Regions from separate parts of the Homo sapiens genome. Here region 2 is linked to region 1. Evidence: read pairs that join two places in POLR2A ChIA-PET (ENCODE). Cell type or tissue: Panc1. All regions are shown on one strand. Each heading gives the region's core, and the rest is flanking DNA. Links, peaks and the distances in the headings are about the cores only. Region 1 has its middle 43 kb from the start of TWIST1. Region 2 overlaps HDAC9 (histone deacetylase 9).

Evidence for each region. Peaks named below come from ENCODE experiments on the same cell type or tissue, not always from the same donor. Only the 100,000 strongest peaks of a DNase experiment are listed, where the experiment ranks them.
Region 2: POLR2A ChIA-PET joins it to region 1 with 21 read pairs; 3 of 35 experiments call an interaction of 5 or more read pairs at or near these places.

What each region holds. Positions count from the first base shown.
Region 1 is chr7:19,070,158-19,078,800 of GRCh38, reverse strand. No RefSeq gene overlaps it. Among named protein-coding and RNA genes, the nearest start is that of TWIST1, 43 kb to the left of the region's middle. In Panc1, for the core only: no CTCF peak of the experiment used is centred there; no DNase peak of the experiment used is centred there; H3K27ac peaks cover 39 bases.
Region 2 is chr7:18,973,283-18,981,925 of GRCh38, reverse strand. HDAC9 (histone deacetylase 9) reads right to left here. Exons shown (of 26, transcript NM_178425.4): 25 at 5,973-6,120. Among named protein-coding and RNA genes, the nearest start is that of HDAC9-AS1, 76 kb to the right of the region's middle. In Panc1, for the core only: no CTCF peak of the experiment used is centred there; a DNase peak (open chromatin) is centred at 3,602; H3K27ac peaks cover 4,774 bases.

The sequences.
Region 1 (8,643 bases), core at 342-8,341:
TTAGAATATCCATCACCATTAGCATGTATCATTTCTGTGTTGAAAACATTTCAAGTCCTTACTTCTAGCTATTTTGAAGTGAACAATACATTGTTGTTAACTATAATCGCTTGCTATAGTATCAAACCTTAGAACTTATTCCTTCTAGCTAACGGTAATTTTGTACCCATTAACCAACCTCTCTTCATTCCCCCTCTCCCTACACACCCACAGCCTCTGATAACTATTATTCTACCCTCTACCTCCATGAGATCAACTGTTTTAGCTTCCACATATTTGCCTTTCTGTGTCTAATTTCACTTAGCACATTGACCTCCAATTCCATCCCATGCTGCTACAAATGACAGAATTTTATTCTTTTTTAATAGCCAAATAATATTCCATTGCATAAATATACCACATTGTCTTTATCCAATCACCTATTTATGAATACTTGGGTTGATTTTGTATCTTGGCTATTGTGAACAGTGCTGCAATAAACATGGAGCTGTTTGTATCCCTTAGATATACTAATTTCCTTTCCTTGGATAAATACCCAGTAGTAGGATGGCTGGATTGTATGGTAGTTCTGATTTTAGTTTTATGAGAAGTCTTCATATTGTTTTCCATAATGGCTATACTAATTTACATTTCCACTAATGGCGTATGAGAGTTTTTTTTCCTCTGCATCCTTGCCAGCATTTGTTATTTTTTTAGTAATAGCCATTTTAACTGGGGTAAGACAATATTTCATTGTGATTTGATTTGTATTTCCTTGGTGATTCTTTTGAATGCTCAATACACTGTCAGCCACGTGTTTTGTTTTTTTTGTTTTGTTTTGTTTTTGAGAGATGTCTATTTAGATCCTTTGCCCACTTTTTAATGGGATTGTTTGGTGTTTTTTGTTAGTTTGTTTTATATGCTGTTGAATTGAGTTTTTGTATATTCTAGATATTACTCCCTTGTCAGATGACTATTTTGCAAGTATTTTCTCTATTCCATTGGTTGTCTTTTTATTCTTGATTAGTTCTTTTGCTGTGCAGAAGCTTTTTAGTTTAATATAATCCCATTTGTCTATTTTTGGTTTTGTTGCCTGTGCTTCTACGGTGTTAGCCATAAAATATTTTCCTAGACCAATGGCCTGGCATGCTTCCCCTTTATTTTCTTCCAATAGTTTTATATTTTCAGGCCTTATGTTTAAGTATTTAATCCAATTTGAGTTGATTTATGTATATGGTGAGAGATAGGTGTTTAGTTTCATTCTTCTGCATATGGGTATCTAATTTTCCCAGCACCGTTTACTGAAGAGGGTATCTTTTCCCTAGTGTATATTCTTGGCTCCTTTATCAAAAGTCATATGGCTGTAAATACATGAGTTTCTTTCTGGGTCTCTATTCTTTTCCATTGACCTATGTGTCTGTTTTGGCACAAATATTGTGATGTTTTGTTGACTCTAACATTGTAATATATGTTAAAGTCCGGTAGTGTGGTGCTTTTGTCTTTGTTCATTTTGTTCAGGATCACTTTGGCCATTTAGACTCTTCTCTGGTTCCATACATATTTTAGGATTGTTTTTTCTCTTTCTGTGAAAAGTACTATTGGTATTTTGATAGAGCTGGCAATGAATCTGTAGATTGCTTTGGGTATTATTATCATTTTAACAATATTAGTTTTTGCAATCCAAGAGCATAGGATGTCTTTTCATTTGTTTATGTTCTCTCCAGTTTCTTTCATCAGTGTTTTGTAATTTTTTTTTCTGAAGGTTTTCATGTACGTGGTTAAACTTATTCCTAGTTTTTTTTTTCTGCTAGCAATTGTAAATGGGATTGCTTTCTTGATTTCTTTTTCAGCTAGTTCATTATTAGTGTTTATAAACATTACTGATATTTGCATGTTGATTTTGTATCCTATAACTACTGAGTTATCTGTCTGATTTTTGATGGAGTCTTGAGGTTTTTCTCAATATACAATAAGGTTATCTGAAAAGAGGATCTATGTGATTTCCTCTTTTCTAATTTGAGTGCCTTTTATTTTTTTCTGTTACCTGAGTACTGTGGCTAGGACTTTCAGTACAAGGTTGAATAGAAGTGGTGAAAGTGGGCATCCTTGTCTAATTCTACTTCTTAGAGTAAAAGCTTTCAGATTTTCCCCATTCGTTATGATGTTAGCTATGGGTTTGACACATACGGCCTTTTTTTAGGTTGAGGTATGTTTCTTCTCTGGCTAGTTTGTTGAGCATTTTTATCATGAAGGAATGTTGAATTTTATCAAATGCTTTTTCTGTATCTATTGAGACAATCATATGGTTTTTGTCCTTCATTCTATTGATATGATGTATCACATTAATTGATTTGCACATGTTGAGCCATCCTTGCATCCCTGAGATAAATCTCACTTGATCATGGTGTTCTGGGTTTTTCTGATTTGTATTGAATTTGGCTTGCTAGTACTTACTGAGGATTTTTACGTATGTGTTCATCAGGGATATTGGCCTGTAGTTTTTTTTGTTGTTGTGACCTTGCCTGGTTTTGGTTTCAAAGTAATACCAGTTTTGTAGGATGAGTTAGGAAGAATTCCATTCTCTTCAATTTTTTGGAATACTTTAAGAAAAATTGGTGTTAGTTCTTCTTTATAAGTTTGGTAAAACTTGGACTTTTCTTTTTTGGTAGACTTTTTCTACTATTTCAATATTATTACTCATTATTGGCCTGTACAGGTTTTCTGTTTCTTTATGGTTCAATATGGTAGGATGTATGTGTCCAGGAATTTATTCATTTTCTCTAGGTTTTCCAGCTTATTAGCATATAGTTGTTCACAGTAGTCTCTGATGATTTTTTGTATTTCTGTGGTGTCAGTTGTAATGTCTCCTTTTTCTTTTCTGATTTCATCTGAGTGTTCTCTTTTTGTCTTGGTTAGTCTAGCTAGCAGTTTGTCAATTTTATTTATCTTTTCAAAAAATCAACTTTTTGTTTTGTCGATCCTTTGTATTTGTTTTTGGTCTTTGTTTGGTTTTGCTCTGATCTTTATTATTTCTTTTAATAATTTTGGGTTTTGTTTCCTCTTGCTTTCCTATTTCCTTGAGGTGCATCTTTAGGTTATTTATTTGAAGTCTTTCTACTTTTTTGTTATAGGTGTTTATTGTTGTAAACCTCCCTCTTAGCACTGCTTTTGCTGTATTCCACAGGTTTTGGTATGCTATGTTTCCTTTTTCATTTGTTTCAAAGACATTTTTTTTTCATTCTTAATTTCCTCACTGACTCAATGGTCATTCAAGAGCATATTGTTTAATTTCCATATATTTGTACAGTTTCCAGTGTTTTATTGTTATTGATTTCTGGTTTTATTCTATTGTGGTCTGGAAAGATACTAGATATGATTTTGATTTTTAAAAATTTGTTGAGACTTGTTTTGTGGCCTAATATATCATTTATCCTAGAGAATATTCCATGTGCTGATGAGAAAAATATGTATTCTGAAGTTGTTGTATAAAACGTTCTGAAAATGTCTATTAGGCCCACTGGTCTAAACTGCAAATTAAATTCAGTCTTTCTTTGCTCATTTTCATATAGATAGCCTAACTATTGCTGAGAGTGGGGTGTCAAAATTCTCAACTATCACCGTATTGGGTTTATATCTCCCTTTACACCTAATAATGTCTGCTTTATATATCTGGGTGTTCTGATGCTGGGTGCATATATGTTTAGAATTGTTATATCCTTTTGTTGAATTGATGCCTTTATCATTATATAATGACCTGTTTGGTCTCTTTTTACTATTTTTGACTTAAAGTTACTTTTTGAAGATATAAGTATAGCTACTCCTGTGAGCTTTATTTCCATTTGCATGTATTTTTTTTTTTTATTCCTTTACTTTCCTCCTATATGTGTCTTTGCAGGTGAAGTGAGTTTCTTCTTGGGGGCATACAATAGGGCCATGTTTTCTTATTCATTTAGACAGTTTATATCTTTTAGGTGAAAAATTTAATCTGTTGACATTCAAGCTCATTATTTATATGAGAGGACTTATTCCTGCCATTTTATTAATTGTTTTCTGGTGTTTTTTTTTTGTATATTTCATTTTCTTTTCTTTCTGTCTTATTGTTTGATTTCTTTTTTTTTTTTTTTTTTTGTAGTGGGGACATTTGTGTCCTTTCTTGTTCTCATTTGTGTGTTTACTCTACCAGTTAGTTTCATACTTTCACACATTTTCATGATGGCAGATATAGTCCTTTCACTTCCAGGTGTAGAATTCCCTTAAGCATTTCATGTAGGTCTAGTTTAGTGGTGATGAATTTCTTCTGTTTTTACTTACCTGAGAAAGTTTTTATTCCTCCATCTTTATGAAGTATAACTTTGCTGAGTATAGTATTCTGGAATGACAGTTGTTTCCTTTTAGCACTTTGAATATATCATCATATTATCTCCTGGCCTGTAAGGTTTCTCCTGAGAAATTCACTTTTACTCTAATGGGAGTTTCTTTATATGTGACTAGGTATTTATCTCTTACTTTTTTTTTTTTTAAGAAATTTCTCTTGGTCTTTGACTTTTGACAGTTAAACTGTAATGTGCCTAGGAGAAGACCTTTCTGGGTTGTATCCCTTTGGGTTTATCTGAGCTTCTCATATCTGAATGTTTAAACCTCTTGCTAGATTTGGGAAGTTTTTGGGTATTATTTTGTTAAATAGGTTTTCTCTGCCAGTACATTTCTCTTCACCTTCTGGTTAGTGGGTTCAAGCAAGCCTATTCTTGGGGCTCCAGATGGCTTATGTGGGTGCCTGTAGTGACAGTGGTGGGTCAGGCATGAGGGTGAGTTCTTGAGCCCCTGAGCAGCATGTATGTTATGGGTGATCGTAGTAGCGGTGGCTGGACGTTCCTTGGGCTTCCAGGCGGTACTTGCTCATGTTAGTGGTGGCAGTGTGACACAAGTGGGCCAGTCCCCAGGCCTCCATGTAGCATGCGTATATGGATATCAGCAGTGTTGGTTGTGGCATGCTGCTCAGGTTGATCCTCAGACCCCCAGGAGAACTGCCCATATTCCAGTGGTGGTGGATGGGGCAGAGTAATCTCCAGGCCTCCAGATGGCATGCTTGGACAACAGCAGCAGGTTTTCTGGACCTGTTGTTAGGCCTTCTGGTGGTGCGCATGTGCCACTGGGGTGACTGATGAGGTGGGCAATCCCCAGGCCTCCAGATAGTGAGCCCAAGAACTAGGAGAGGGTGGTCCCAGGTAGGCAAGAACCTATTCTCAGGTTCCCCCAATGGTGTATATAGGCATCTCTGTTAGGCAGGGCAGAGCAAGCTCCAGACACATTAGGTGCCAGCTGTGGCAGGCATTCTGAGGCTGTAATTAGAATGCATAAATAGAAGATGAGAAAAATGGATAAATCGAAGATGAGAAAAATGGATAAATCAAAGATGAGAAAAATAGAAAAAATGAGACAAACTCCATCATGTCAGTGCTTGCATTAATTAAATATAATCTAAACGTTCTAGTTAAGAGGCAGAGATTATGGAATATTTTATATATACAGGCCCAAATATATGCAATCTATTAAAAGATTTTACAATATATGAAATCATAATATATAAATATATGTTTTATTGTATATACATCGTACAAATGTTAAAAGTAAAAGGATGGGAAAGATATACCATGCAAACATGTTATATGATAACTCTGAAATGATTATATTAATATCTTACAAAGTAGACTTAACAAGAAATATCGGGGATAAATAGAGATTATTTAATAATAATAAAAAGCCAATCCATCAAGAAGACATAAAAATTTAAAATATGTTTGCACCCAGTAACACAGCTTCAACATGGCTGCTTCAAGTATTGACAGAACTGAAAAGAGGAATAAACAGTTCCACAATTATAGTTAAGATTCCAGTAACTGATAGAAAATGTACCCAGCAAATCAGTAAGGATACAAAAGACTTGAAAATAGTATCAACTAACTTGAACTAATTGGTGATTATAACATATAGTAAGCAGAATATATACATTCTTTACAAGAGCACATGGAACATTCACAAATATATACATAACTCTTGGCCATAGTCTCAAAAATGTAAAAGAATTGAAATTATACAGATTATCTGTGCTTAACTCTGATCACAATGAAATTAAATTGAAAATGGATAGCCAATAGTTACTGTATAAATATTCAAATATTTAAAAATTAAATAACCCTCTTCTAAATAACCACAGTTAAAGAAGTCACAAATTAGAAAATATTACAAATTAAATAGACATGAAAACACAACATATTAAAATTTGTGAGATGTCACTAAAGCATTGCTTACAGGGAAACTTAAGATTTAAATGCTTATTTTAGTAAAGAAACAAGTTCTAAAATACATGATCAAGGCTTCTTCTAAACAAAATAGATAAAGAAAAGTAAACTAAACCCAAATTAAGTAGAAGAAAGAAAATAGAAATAAGACAAATATTAACAATATAAACATCAATGAACTAAAAGGCATATGATGTTTCTAATTTCTAGCATTTCTTGTTCTTTCTTAGAGTTTCCTTCTCTTTAGTGGCATTACCCATAAGTCATTGAATGCTATCTAATTTCCCATTAGAGACCTTACGTATTAGAGTTATTTTTAAACCTCGATTAATACAAAATCTGTGCCATATCTGGGTTGCATTCTGATGCTTGCTTTGTTTCTTCATACTGTGGATTTTTAGCTTTTTAGTCTTTAGTTGTTTAACATGCTTTGTAATTACATTTGTTAAAAGCCGGACATGTTGTATCTAATAATAGGCCTTTAATGTAGAGTTTTATGTTAACTGTAGATGTAGATGACAGAGCATTCGAATTCCTCTAGTGTCTTCCCTGTTGACTTTGGACTTCCCTGAGGACTCCTCCCCACAGAGAGCCTGTGCCTTGCAGCTTGTTCATCCATAGCAGACTATCTGGAAAACAGAGCCCTCTTGTGTGGTGGTAAAGTCTAGTGGGAAGAGGGGAAGTCTTACGATTAAATATTAATCATTTAGTGTGTCTGTGTTCCGGAGCTATGACTTCACAAGTGTTTCTTAGCTATTTTCCCCCATCCCCTTAGGTGAAACAGGAAGTCTAAAGGGGCCTAGGGTGGGAGAAATGTCATTCACTCAGTGGGATAATGCTCTGGTAAAGTCTTTCATGTTAAAAGTAAAAGGATGGGAAAGCTATACCATGCAAACATGTTACATGATAACTCTGAAATGATTATATTAATATCTTACAAAGTAGACTTAATAACAAGAAATATTGGGGATAAATAGGGATTATTTCATAATAATAAAAAAGCCAATCCATCAAGAAGGCATAAAAATTTAAAATATGTTTGCACCCAGTAACAGCTTCAACATGGCTGCTTCAAGTATTGACAAAACTGAAAAGAGGAGTAAACAAATCCATGATTATAGTTAAGATTCCAGTAATTGATAGAAAGGAGTGGGGAGACAATTGATAGAAGAGAGTAGGGAGAGTAGGCCTTTGTTATGGAGAACATTCTAAGTGCATTTCAAAATGATAACTCTTCCTTTACCCTGCCAGAGCCACAAGGGTACCTTTCTCTACTCTTCACCATAAGAATTTGATGGGGTTCCTGGGGACAAACATACAGAAATGCAGAGACCCTCTAAGACTGCAGCCCCTAATGGATTCCTACTCTCACATTAGTCCAAATTCAGCCTCCAACAATTTATCAAAATTGTAATTTAATTTTTCCTACCCATTTATGGCTCCAACGGCTTTGGCTTCCAATGCATAGATCTCAGCAGTGAACTTCTAAATTCTCTTGTCTCCAGATTCATTGTGCTCATTTGCTCTTAGAACTTACCTTTCCAGTGGGCCCAAAAAAGTCATTGACTTTTGTTTCATTCAGTTTATTGTTTCTTGTTTTAAGGATGAAAATAACGACATCCAATCTCTTTGCATATTGGAGATAAATTCAGAGTCCCATCCATTGAGTTTTTAAATTTCAGTTATTATAATCTTTAGTTCTAAGACATCTCTTTGGTTCCTTTTCATATCTTCTATTTCTTCTTTGAGACTTCCTAAATTGCATTTGTTCCAAGTGTATTTGTAATTGCTCATAGAAGTATTTTTATGATGGCAGCTATAAAATTCTGGTCAGATAATTCCAACAACTATCATCTTGTTGTTGACATCTCCTGATTGTCTTTTCTCATCAGTTTGAGCTGTCCCGGATTCTTTTCATGACAAGTGAGTTTTTCATTGATACCTGGATATTTTGTGTATTATGTTACAGAATTTTGGATCTTATCTAATCTTCCATTTCAACAAGCTTCTTCTGACCCCACTCCATTGAGTGCAGGAAGGTGCCACATCATTACTGCCAAATTACAGTGAAAGTCCAGGTTTTTCACTTGGCCTCCACTGACATTAGGGGTCAGGAGTAGGGGACCCCCATAGGTCTTTGCTGACACTACTCTGGCCACTTCTTGGGTCCTGATGTTAGTAGCTTGCCTATCTTCTTTCTATCTTTTATGTTTGTTTTTTATATGACATACAGGCTTTTAAATGTATTTTATTTTTCCCAAAAATCAATGATGCTACACACACAAAGAAGGCATAAAAAGATTATTACTCATGTAATGAAACTTTTTGAGGAGAGCTGTGGACAAGGGCTTGAGAAAACAAGGGA
Region 2 (8,643 bases), core at 294-8,293, 97 kb after region 1:
ATCTTATCAAAGACTTGTCATTTATTATAGTTGATTGTTCATGTTTGTTTCTGTGGTAGGAAGAATAATAGTCCCCAAAGCTATCCACTTCCTAATCCTTGGAACGTGTGAATATGTTACCTTACATGGCAAAAGTGATTTTGTAGTTGTGATTAAAGTTAGGGGTGATAAGGTGGAGAAATTAATCCTAAATTATCCTGGTGAGTCTAATCTAATTATATGAGCCCTTAATAGCAGAAACCCTTTCTCAGCTGAAGGCAGAGAGAGATATGATGACTGAAGAAAGGTCAGATAGATGTGAAGTTGCTGGCTTTAAAGATGGAAGAAGGGGTCATGAGCCAAGGAATGCAGGCAACCTCCAGAAGATGGAAAAGGCAAGGAAACCAATTTTTCCCCAGAGCCTCCACAAATGAAGGCAGCCTTGCCAATACATTGCTTTTAGCTCAGTGAGACCTGGGTTAGTTAGATTTCTGACTGACAAACTTTGTGTGTTTTAAGCCATTAAATTTGCAGTATTCTACTGCTGCTGTAAAAAGGTATGTGAACGTTTTGAGGAGTACAAGGCAGCTTTGTGATCCTGGCCCCTAACACTTTATCTGGCTCCTAGAAATAATCAGAAAGTGTTGAAAGAGTGAATGAACTTGATATTTTCACATGTTCTTCTTCCTCATTCTGCTGGTTGGAGGATAGTCCTGATTGATTTAACCTATGAACAGCTAAAGGTATAGATGCCCAAGTATAGGCTCTATATTCTTATATTATAGATTACTGAATGATGGCCAATATATTAAAAGAAGAAACAGGCCGGGCACGGTGGCTCACACCTGTAATTCCAGCACTTTGGGAGGCAGAAGTGGGCTGATCATGAGGTCAGGAGATTGAGACCATCTGACTAACACGGTAAAACCCCATCTCTACTAAAAATACAAAAAAAATTAGCTGGCCATGGTGGCACGTGCCTGTAGTCCCAGATACTCGAGAGGCTGAGGCAAGAGAATTGCTTGAACCCGGGAGGTGGAGGTTGCAGTGAGCTGAGATCACACCACTGCATTCTAGCCTGGGTGACAGAGTGAGACTCCATCTCAAAAAAAAAAGAAGAAGAAGGAGACGGAGGAGAAGGAAGAAGGAAGAAGGAAGAAGAAGAAGAGGAAGAAGAAGAAGAAGAAGGAAGAAGAAGAAGGAAGAAGAAGAAGAAGAAGGAAGAAGAAGAGGAAGAAGGAAGAAGAAGGAAGAAGAACAAGAAGAACAAGAACAAGAAGAACAAGAAAAAGTGTAACAAATCGAGGAAGAAGAAAAGTGATAGAAAAATAATAAAAATAATAAACCTTTATCAAGTTTTATCAAGTATTTACTACATGCCAGGTATTGTTTTAAGTTCTTGTGATGTGTTGTTTCATTTGATTCTCACAACTCTATGAAATTTTTCTCTCATTTTAAAGATGAGGAAAATTAAACTCAGAGAGATTAAGTAACTTGCCCTTGAGCAAACAACTGTGAAGTGTGGAGACTCTAGAGGCAAGCTCTACTCTTCCTCTGTAGTGGTAAGAGGATAGGATTGAAGGAGTGAAGAAAAAGATGAGATGGGAAGCTAAATTATGCATCTTATTTTATATACGTTTCTATTCAATTTTGTTTCTTTTTTCAAAGTAAACACTGTTTTGTAAATAATACAGAACTGAACCCCAAAATACATAACTGGGCATTGGAGGATTAGAACATCCCTAATGTTCTAAGTCAGACTTCACATGCACCTCAAGACCACATGTTAGACACGTTGGGAAAATAGAGATAAAATGATGGCCCTGGGAAGAGGAGGAAAGATAAATGAAGAGGGGGCAGATTTTTCTTTTTACCAGGAGCTTCCAAATCTCACCTCAATTTTCAGCTAAGGCTTTGTTGACACTGGATGAAAATTAAAAACAAAATTTATATTGAAAAATTTGCCTGCTAATATAGTTTGGATAAATGTTCCTGCCCAAATCTCATTTTGAAATATAATCCCCAGTGTGGGAGGTGGGGCCTCATGAGAGGTGTTTGGATCATGGAGGCAGATCCCTCATGAATGGCTTGCACCATCTCCATGGTGATAAGTAAGCTCTTGCTCTGAGCTCACATGGGATCTGGCTGTTTAAAAGTGTGTGGCACCTTCCCCTCCACTCTCTCTCTTGTTTGCTTCTGCTTTTGCCATGTGATGTACCCGCTCCCCAATCACCTTCCTCCATGATTTTAAGCTTCCTGAGGCCTCTGGAGAAGCCAAGCAGATGCCAGGAACTTGCTTCCTGAAAGTCCTGTGGAACTGTGAGCTAATTAAATCTCTTTTCTTTATAAATTACCCATTCGCAGCTATTTATATAATAGCAATGCAAGAACAGCCTAACGCACATACTTAGTTATCTAAGTTGTCTAAATAAGTTCTTAGTTACCTAAACAAGTACTTAACATAATGGTATCATAGAATAAAATAAGAGGGGTGAATAATTTGTGCAACATTTAGCTTCTAGAAGCCTTTGGAGACACAATCCCATTGGGATGGGCTATTTGAGGAAAATCATGTTTCTAAGTACATTAGATATGAATGTATATTTAATAATGGTCTATATTTCTATATAAATCTTAAGATTCAGGAAAATGGGGTTTTTGATGTCATTGGAACTATTGATAAGCCATTCAAAGCTCAGGTAGATGATACTTGGATTTAGCTGATTATTACACTGTTATATTCACAAACTAGATAGTTACCCAAAAAACAAAGTGGTCAGACTTTGAATAATATGTTTTCTCATGTTTCTGTATTATCTAATGACATGAAACCATCACGTTCATGAGAAAGGTTGCCAAAAGTTGAAAGTTAAATGATTAAAGAGACAACTATTCTGGATTTTGTTAAAAAAAAATGTAACACGATTTACAGGTCAAAATGACAACTGCAAATCTAACTTTCAAGTTTGTTTGGTTTTTGTGTTAGTTAAAAAAAAAACACACACACACAAAGTCACCAAGTTAGGCATTCTAGAGTGCAAATGTGCTCCTAAAAACCTAACAGTTGATCATCTTGAAGTCTTGATTGCCTTTCCAAATCTTTTCTTGATCTTCAGCAGAGCCTGAACTGATATCCAAGAGTAAACCTGAGTACTGTACTGACCTTTCCAAAGTAGAAGCATTTTGAAACAGATAGTCAACAAATGCAAACTACAATTGTTTAAAGGTACACATTCCTAGCAAACAATAAGAAAACTTCTTGCTTCTAAGTAGTATGCTATATGTGACCAGACGTATATATTTAATTTTCTTTGACTATATAACTTGGATCCCTTCAAGATTTTTTGTGTTGTTTTGTTTTGTTGACCCATCAATCATTTTTTTGATCAAGTCTTTTGCCCCCAGAAAAGTATGTGTTATGTTTGAAAATTAACTATCCCCAAAAGGAATTCCCACATATCAGCCTTTTCCTAGTAATTTATTCTTCAAGGCCCATCAATGTAGTTATAAAAACGAAATGACTATCTGCACTGTGTTGTCATCCCCTCCCCCATCCAAGAAAAACGAACAAAAAATACTTACAATGGTTCTTAGCCAGGAGCATTTTATCCCTTATTCACTAGTGGTAAATGAGTCAGATATGAGTTGGCCAGGAAAAGAGCTGCTTTACCCAAAATCTTAGTATGAAATGAGTCATCTCACTCCAAACACCAATATGTTCTCCAAAATAACTGGCAAGAATTTCCTATAAAAGGAATCTTGCCTTCACTCTTTTCCATCCATTTAGCTCTCTGATTTTTCTAATTTTTCAATTTCCTGTGTGCTTATAATATTGCATTCATAAGAAAAGCCCAGAAACGTTTCCGCCACTTTATCTCATTTTGAAAGCCATCTTTCCTGTTTGAGTAGGGGGACAATACTGATAGTATTCCCCTGAAAAGAGTAAATGCTCTGTGGCTTTTCAGAGCATTCTCTCTCTCTCTTTCTGTGTGTGTGTGTGTGTGTGTGTGTGTGTGTGTGTGTGTGTCTGTCTGTCTGTCTCTGAGGAAATTCATGCATGGTTCAATTGAAATGCAAGAGCCAGTTCTAGAAGAATTCTTCTTTTCCTCTGCTGAAAAAGGGAGTTCAGTTCAAAGCCATCAGAAATATTTCAAGCAAAACTATTTTTCTTCCCACAAGAAAAATCAATCACAATAGATATAATCTGTCTAAAAGTGATAAATGAACATGAAACCAGGCTACACTCTTTGACTCTGCTTTCCTGCACATCAGAACATTCACATTCTCTCTCTGCCATCAGATGAAGCTTAAAATAAAAATCACTGTGGACTGAAGCCAAGGTTAAATCTCTATAGACTACCATGAGTCAAGCACACTATTTACCTGAGGATAAACAACTTTGCCTACAGGGCCAATTCCTGCCAAACTGCTGAGATTTTTATATTACTTGAGGCTCATAACATCACTTATTATTGTTAATTATTCTAAGCTCTGCAATTTAACAGGCAAAAATATTTACAATTCATTTCACTCAGGTTGGAATTTAGCTTCGTTTTTCTATATTAAATTCTAAAGAATAGCTATGCTCCTTTTATATCCAACACTAACAGATGTTAGTTTCCTCAGTTTTATGGCTCTCAGATGACAGACAACTAACTGTTTTTGGCCTTCGGAATAATTGCAACACCTTTGGATTATGAACTTGGTTCAGTTCTTAGCTGGGAACGGCAGGGGGTTAGTTCTTATTATCAAAGATGTAAAGTAAGTTTTCCCTTATGCTCTAGATATTCATATAAAGTTATCTTTCAATAGAGTAATATACAACTTTTCCCCCTTATTGCTAATCTGCTGTTTAAGTGGTTATGGTAAGAGAAAATAATTGCATAAAAATAAAATCTCTTATTCATTTTATCTCCTGTTCTTGGCCAAAACAAGATGTTAAATCCATTAAACTCTGAGTATCCAGTAAAAGCAAGAAAGTAGAACTGTTCGTATTTGTGCATTCTTGGGAAAATTGCCAACCTGTGCACTAGTAGCAGGATCTGCGTAATTAATGGTGATGTTATTGACGGAGGGAGTCTGATTTCCTTCTCAGGAGCAATTTAAGAGTGCAAGCTGGCAGAGCTTTAGTAAAGCCTCACCTGATTTATTTTTAAATTGAGGAAATGTGACCTTGAAGTCAGCCATAGAAATCACCAATATTTATGTACATTTATGGTGGCTTTGGTAGACTTCAAAGAAATTCTGAATGTACCATTTTCTGTAGAACTGAATGATGAACACCAAATGCACAAACTGACAAACATTCCTTAAAAAGAGAACAAGTGAATCAAATCTTAGTTTCACTGTATTTTTTCTCCAGAAATCTATATTCATAAGAAGATACATTAAAACCAATTCTGTCCTATCCCAAAATGAAATAAAATCAGCCCCAAGTTCACACAGTCCTTTACACACAGTCTCTTGTCTCCTTTGCAGGCAACTTCCCCCTTTATCCAGTTGTTGGACCTCAAGGACAGCCACGTAAGGAGTGTGTATGTATTTTGGCTATCCAACGGTCTAGCATTATTTCCATCTTCTACTCTCCTCTTTCTCTTTGTTATATCAGCAATTTCAAAATGATTAGAGAAAGAAAAAGAACATCTGGAAAAACAGAGATAACTAGGAAAAGGAGTTAAGCCCACAAGCAGCTCTTTCCATAACGATCTGCACTCAATTATCTGATAAGGCGTGATTTTTCTCACCATTTATCTCATCCCCTCTATTTCTCTGTGAACTGCAACCACATGCTCCAGCTCTGCATTTCACATGAAGAATGAAGCAATGAATTCTCGATAGCCTAAAGCATGTGCTGTGGCATCTGTGGCTTTGGAGAGGACAGGTGGTGGAAGTGGAGGAGACAGGTGAAGGAAAGCCAGGAGGAAGATTCACAAATATCAACGATGAGCCTGGATATGACTGACCCGGATTATTCCCGCACGTTGGATTCATACCTGCTGTCTTCCTGAGCAAAGGGCTGTTCCACATCCACTGTTAGGGAGGCCAGGGCAGAAACGGTCTCTGTCTCCTCTTGCAACTGAGCACCAGCCAGAGCACAGCCCCTTGGCACAGCCACCATCCTTACTGACTTCCAATACTTGCCTAGGAAAAACATCCATCATACTTCATAAGAATTGTAATTACAGCAGTAATAATCAGAATACTCACATACGTCCAACTCAGAGCAGTTGTTAAGTTAAAATTCCCCATGTTATACACAGTTGTAATTTGGTTTCTTAACTGTTATGATTGGGTCTTTTTCTCAATATAAGAATGCCAAGTTGTGAAGTGCCCATATTCCCAAGCTGAGTCTCCCTCTTGCTTACACAGCAATAAAGTGAGGAATAATCCATGGCCTACTGAACTCACCCTCAGACTGACAGCTGTCTCTGCAACTAAGTAAGCAAACTCCGGGCTTCACGCTCCCTGGGAAACCCACAAGAGACCAGGAGGCAGCACTCTTACAGAGAACATGAATGGAATCGTACTGTTAAACATTGCTACTTGAATCATTAACTTTAAGAAAATGAAGTTGGAATATTAAAGAAAAAGAAAAGCCCAGAAATGCCAGCATGAATTGAATGGCAACTTTGCCAGAACAATCAGGTTTGTTAGTCCTGGATGTTCTTTCTTTCTCAACCTCAGGGTGTGTACTAGAACAATAATTGACTTAAAACTTTAATATATATACTGGCTGATGTTGGAGCCCATCCATATGTCATACTGATGTTTCTTTTTTTGAGGCAGGAAAGGAGAAAGAGAGGAAAATAGAAGGTCATTTCATGAGAACATGCCAATGGGATAAATATGAAAGAGCATAGTTAATGGCTTTCTTGCAGCCCTTAGGCTATTTTTTTGTGAAATGATGAGTAGCCCCAAATCAAAGCAGGAGAATCTCCCTAGGTGCTGACATGACTCACCAGGTTAGTACTATCTCTGCAGCCTGACTAGTTGGCAAGAACTTTGGTATGCAGTGTTTGCTTACTTCTTGGAAGAAAAAGCCTTGTTTGAGTGGAAAAGGCAAATGGATGAACGCTGGATTGGGCAGTAAGATAACAGGGTTCTGGACCCAGCACTGCCATCCCAATGACATTAGTGAGGCTTTTCAGGACTTTATTTCTGTCTCTGAAATAGGGAGATGCCTCAAGTCTCTTGCAGCTCTAACATTTTATGAGTGGCCTTTATTTCTTACTGTTTCATAGAGGAACAGATGTCACATTAGGAGAGGATACTAAGTCTCCCCATCTGTTCCCCATGCCAACAAGACCATCTGACATAGGTGTCCATTACTATTTAACTTGCTGTGATCCCTTATTCTGACCAAAGTCTGAGAATCATAAAGTTTTTAATTTGAACCAAACAATAACAATTCTGTCAATGAATCCAAAAACTAACATTTTGTAGAAGCTAAGGCTTTTCCACATGTCGAGGACACAAAGATGCTTCCCTAACACCAAGAAATGCATGGTCCAGTTGAGACAGCCCTGTTAGTTAAGAATTACAATTCTGTGTGTAAAATGCCCACAGTGACCTTGAACGGGAATAAGTAGAACACGTATTTAAGATGATGGAAAAGTATGGGAAGACTTGCCAGGAAAAATAACACTTGACTGAGTATTTGAAAGATCATTAGAAATTAGAGTGCAAATGTGCTCCTAAAAACCTAATAGTTGATCATCCTGATGTCTTGATTGCCTTTCCAAATCTTTTCTTGATCTTCAGCAGAGTGAGGTCATGGGATATCCCTGGAAGGGGAAACAGCACATACAAATATACAGAGACTGGAGTCTCTGTGTTTTACTGGGTGACCGTCAACTGCTGGGAATGACTAGAACATAGGAAGAGTCTGGAGTGGGATGGATGAGACTGCTATGGTAGGCAAGGGCTAATTAATACACACTCTTGAATGACACTCTGATGATCCTGGACTTCAACCTGAGGATGATCAGGGGGCATTTTAGGCAGACAAGGTATAGAATCAGGCTTATGTTTTTAAAAGATCCCTTTGGAGAGATTATGGGTGATGGATTGGAAGGTGATAACAGTGGGGGCAGGAAGACCAATTTCACATCTTGGCAAAAGTCCAAGTGGGAAACCATGATGTCTAATCCAAAACGAAGTAACAGAATCGAAACGAGAAGACACTAAGAGAGATTTGGGAGGTTGAAAATGTATCTTTGGCCTACCCTACATCTCTCAACTTTGAAAGTTATTTCTGAATTGACAGTTCCATTCCCAGGGCCTAGTTTCGCTAGATCACAATGCCAAATACTATCCAGCTCTAATATTTCATGATTGGCCTTTCTTTATCTTACTGTTTCACGAAGGAACAGATGTCACATTAGGGGAGGAAATTCAGTCTCACCACCCACTTTCCATGTCAACAAGACCTGTTGACATGGGTGTCCGCTACTATTAAACTTACTTTCAAGTTAATGTTATTGTAGTATTACCCAAGTTGAAAATTCCATATACCATCTATAAGTACATATATTGTAATGAGTTACATAAAATATTATTATTAAACGTTATTTTAGCAGATGACATTTACAAAGCTAGTGATGCCTTATGACATCCTTTTCTTGTTTTCTATGGTGGCTAACATGGGGACTCTGACAAACACAC